2 separate regions of the Homo sapiens genome follow, and region 1 is linked to region 2. The links are chromatin loops, found by intact Hi-C in ENCODE. Cell type or tissue: heart left ventricle. All regions are shown on one strand.

Region 1 (2,500 bases), 610 kb after region 2:
GCCATGAGGGTGTGAATGATGACCATGGTTAAATCCAAATTGGAGCCTGTGGATGGCAGTGGAGGTGAGGACTGCCAAACGTATGCACCTGGTCCCAGGCTTGGCACTGTGAGGGCTCAGAAGCAGTTCTTAACGACAAGCATGATAAATACTCCAAGTGGGAAGCAAAGGAAAGGCAACTTAAATAGAACAAGTTGAAATTTAGGAGCCGTATTCCCTCTACAATCTAAGTGGCCCTGGAGTAATAAAGAACTTCTTTGGAAAAAAAAAATAAGGGAGGGGAGAAATTTCAGCAGATAAGCAATGTGAAATTCCTACTGTAACTCCTTATCTGTTGTAAACTAGCGTTTAGTTTTCTATAAAGAGCAGGGACCTGTTCTCACTTTTCACTCATTTGATGGGTAAGATGCAAAGTTAATTTCATGGTGGTGAAACACCCAAGAGGTTGCTTGCTTTCCGTTAATATAGAAGACATCTTTGACATTAACACATAGGAGATTTACATATATATATACACACACACACGAGAGCTGATAAATGCATTAAATGCATAAATTATTTATTGATCTTGAGACAGCATACAACATGACAAGAAATGAGATATATCTGTGTGATATGCTTGCACATGTAGAAATTGAAGGAGTATATTTTTTTCCTCAGGTAGAAACATAATTCCAGAAAACATTCTGCCTTTGAAGAACAAAAGTACAAAGATGTTCCAACAGTTGAAGGTTATAGTTTTGCAAAATTGCTTATTACTCATTGCATTTGGAAACAGGGCATGGAGAAGACAATCATCTTTCCCAGCCTAAATCTCTTTAGCATGCTCCAATTTCATGTCACCCGCTAGGTAAGATTTAATAAGATGTGTCTGTTGGCCTGCACAAAATCTGGTTGACAAGAGCCTTGTGTGTCATGATGCAGATCAAAAGTGGGCTTGGTTGTTGTTGAGCACGGTGTATTTTTAAAGAAATAAATTAATAATTTAAGGCCTTTTAGAACTTGTGGAGGGCACCGAACTGACAGCTTGGGGGCGGGGCCTGTCTACTGCCCAGAAGCATCATGGGTGCAAGTCTGGAAGTGTCCCCACCCAGCCCACAGGACAGCCTCCCCCAGTCTTCCTTCCACGAGACCCAGGAGAAAATGTAGCATGGTGGGTGGGTCCCAGCATGACCTGGGGTGTGCAGGAGGCACTGCTGGACAGAATGGGGAGGAAATGCGCTTGTCAGCCCCTCCTTTTGGGTAGGCGGCTGGGGAGATTTAAGAGGTGAGTACATTTCTGGTCATTACCCACCACTGCTGGAACTAAACCCAGGAACCTCATGTAGGAAGTTGGTGTAGCCACTTCTTCAGATACTCTGTTTACTTTCAAACTACAAAAACGAAACAAAATCCAAAACCAAAACAAAAAATAACTCAGAACGAAGTCTCAACAACAACAAAAAAGAAAAAGTCCACAGTCTGTGCTAACCAAGTGGCCGTTATTTTGGGCTGTGGCTGGGCTGGTGAGATGCTCTTTGGCCGTCTGTCACTGTGCACAGCAGTCTGACTGGAATTTTAGTGAGCCAGGAAAGGGATGGCTATATTTGGCCTCTGGAAGGGAAGTTGCTGAGATGGAGACCGTGCTTTGGGTCATAGGATTTGAGCCAGCAGGAGGGGAAGCAACTTGCCCCATTTCCCATTTTCAGCTGAGGAAGTGGGTGGGACAACACAGCCAAAACCTTTGTCAGGAGGAGGTCTCTAGGTGAACACACCACGCTGTTCCCAGAGGAGCTTGTTCCAGCCCAAGGAAACCAGCCTTGGTCTGACTGGCCCAGATGAGTGTGGGCTCAGCTATAGTGCCTGTAAAGCAGGATTATCGTATCTCTTGGTCTTCATTCAGCCTTTAGCACTGGATCTAGGCTTTCTCTGGTATTGTATTCATGGAAGCGTCTATGACTTGTTTACTAGTTACTATTTATGTGCCTCTATGTTTGCTCCTGGAACGTGGGCATTTTGGTTTACTTTTATGACCCACAGAGCTTCTACATACAAGGACTTTTAAAAATTTTAAAAATCAAACATTGGACTAGGTTGCCTTCCTCGTTTAAGCTGTAGGTTATGTGTACATATATATATATATATACACACACACACACATATATATACACACATATATACATATACACACACATATATACATATACACACATAACCTAGAGCTTAAATGGGAAAGGCGACCTATATGTATATGTATTATGTATACACACATAACCTAGAGCTAAAATGGGGAAGGCAATCTATATAATAAATTATTAAATCTTCAATTGTATTATAAAAAGAATGACATTCGAGTCATGATAGAAAAACAAGATTATTGTTTATAGAGGTATCACTAAAATATGCATTTTGTAAGGCTCATTGATTTATTTCCAATTCAAGAAGCAACATAGACATACAAAATGGTTCATTAGATATTCATTATACCTCCTTGGCTGCTATTATTAGAAGTGCCCATGGT
Region 2 (2,500 bases):
ATATTTTTAAATATATTCACATTGTAAAAACAACTGTAGTTTTTGAATTAGGAAATGAGTAAAGTAATAGTCCTATCAAAATATTTGAGAGATTTGAAAGGAAATGCAGTTCAGGCCTGGGAGAGGTGGGTGTCATAAACACTGATCAAGCAGGCCAGACCATAGGTTTCCAAGTCCTAGGGAGCCAATAGAATAGTCCTGGGCAGGTGATTTGTGAGACAGGAGTAGCTAACAGTGAGGAAAATGGTCTACACCTGGGCAGTTGACGTCACCATTAGACCAAATCTCAGTAGCATTCAGTAACGATTTCTAGAACTGAGATACAGGGCAAAATCCAAGGAACAAAACCCCCTTGCTACTTAATTGGTACCAGCAACAAAAGTGACTTCATATTGACAGACTGACTTGGGATATCTTACATGTTCCTCTGCTTCAATGCAAAATTCCCACAGGTAGGAACTTATAGGCCTTACTCATAAAGATCAGACAATTTCAGGGACTAGATGCTAAGCTCAGTATTACAGGAAGATACAGAACTCTGTGTAGCAGAAGTATAAAGACATACAAGTAGAGAGCATTGCTTTAAACAAAAGTTTATGACTGGAGCTCATTGAGTGGTTAGAGTTATAGATGTAATCCTGTTAGTTTCCATCGCTGAGATAAAGTTAAAATAATGAGAGCTGTTCTCTCATGTGTCATTAGTATAACTTTAAGGGGTCACTGCAAAGTAGGAATGGACCTTATTGTTATCAACAAATATTTGAGTGTTTCATTATATGTAGTGTAAGATTTAAATTTCACAAGACAAGGAGATGTATATTAACTCTTAAGAAGAGGAAAATATATATAGTATTGCTTTGTTTTAGCATTCTATTCCTTTATTTACCATGTATGCCACTACAGAAGACTTTATACTTTTATATGTTTTAATAATATGGCAAGTTTCCCAACTTACAAATCAGTTGAATCCTAAAAATTCCATGTATGTAGCTTGTTGAAATTCAACACATTTTAAAATAGAAATTGTGTTGTAAATTGTAGTTCTGTTTCCAGAATAATTCACAAATTGCTTTTAATTCACAATTCATCTTCATTGCTTCATATTAGCAAACATTGATTAGCAGTGAAATCAAGTGGTAAAGTAACTCTACAGGTTTTTGAAAGGAGATATGAAAGATAAAAAAGGAGTTGTATGTGTATATGAGAAAAACACTTTTTCAGGTGGGTGTGAGTGAGCTGAAATAAAAAAGGCAGAATAAAAAGCCCAAATTATGCATTATCTTTCTAAAGGTAAGAAAGCAGATACTGATTTCAGATTTTTCCAATACCTTTGCCAGCCAATAAGTGGTGCTATTGTCACAGAATAGTTAGGTTGTTCTGCAGCACAAAGCAAAGGGGGAAGATGTGGAAAGTATATGCCAAGTGGTTGTAAAATGGGTTGTGAAAAGGAGGCAGAAATAAAAAAGGGAGGCAGCATGAACCTGACTATATGTGGACACTGTTTTTGTAGTATAGGAGGTGATTATGCTAGTACATTTTCTTAAATTTCCATGTAAAAATTAAACATAATTCAAGACACACCTTTCCTTATCCATTCAATTTTCTTTGAGCTTTAGTTTCCTCAATTATAAAAGTGAAGATTGTTGTGAGAATTAAGAAAATAAAAATAAAGTGTCTATTAATATCATATACATAATGCTCAATAAATATAATTCTGCTCATCTAAATGAGTCAGATAACATTAATAAGCCAAATTAACATAATATTATTGACACGTTGCTAAATTAGCCTAAATTACATGATCTTCAGAACCTGGAAGCTTATAAGAAAGTAGCAAGAAATAGGGAAAAAATGTTGAGCTTTGTCATTTGCTACTAAGAATAAAGAATTGTTCAACTCCAATTATTTTATTCTTTTGTAGGTAAATATCCAGGCATGGGCTATCAGTACATCCTTGAGTAGAGAGGCAGGCTCCATTTTTATATGCACTCTGTTTTTGGAGACCCCCATCTTAAAGTAATACCATGTGGCATATCTTACTATTAGTGACTGTAGTGTTTATCTTTTTGAGCATCATTGAGAAATAATGAATAAGTAGGTAAAAATTGCAAGATTAATGGTCTTTTTGCAGCCTTCACAAGCAAAATGGAATCAACTTTTCTTTTTCATGCTCCTACAGCCTGCCTTTTGGTGCAATCACAGCTTATTAGCATATCTTTCTAACAGCGAACTAAAATAGAGAACAAAGATAAAATTCATGTCATCCAATTTTGTTAGTTATTAGCCAGGGTAAAGTTTGTCATAGGAAGAGTTTAAACGAATGACTAAAATCATATGATGCTATGGCTGGGCACGGTGGCCCACACCTGTAATCCCAGCACTTTGGGATGCCAAAGCAAGAGGATCACCTGAGGTTGGCAGTTCAAAACCAGCCTGGCCAACATGGTGAAACCCCGTCTCTACTAAAAATACAAACATTAGCTGGGCATGGTGGCGCGTG

The links. Peaks named below come from ENCODE experiments on the same cell type or tissue, not always from the same donor. Only the 100,000 strongest peaks of a DNase experiment are listed, where the experiment ranks them.
Region 1: it touches region 2 in a loop (5-fold over the local background); 61 of 110 quality-filtered maps call a loop at or near these places.

What each region holds. Positions count from the first base shown.
Region 1 is chr5:61,664,791-61,667,290 of GRCh38, forward strand. All of the region lies in intron 1 of LINC03122 (long intergenic non-protein coding RNA 3122), which reads left to right. All of the region lies in intron 7 of LINC03152 (long intergenic non-protein coding RNA 3152), which reads right to left. Among named protein-coding and RNA genes, the nearest start is that of LINC03122, 28 kb to the left of the region's middle. In heart left ventricle, no CTCF peak of the experiment used is centred here; a DNase peak (open chromatin) is centred at 1,561; H3K4me3 peaks cover 399 bases; H3K27ac peaks cover 557 bases.
Region 2 is chr5:61,054,262-61,056,761 of GRCh38, forward strand. The region is part of intron 1 of NDUFAF2 (NADH:ubiquinone oxidoreductase complex assembly factor 2); the gene reads left to right. Among named protein-coding and RNA genes, the nearest start is that of SMIM15-AS1, 110 kb to the right of the region's middle. In heart left ventricle, a CTCF peak has its summit at 1,340; no DNase peak of the experiment used is centred here.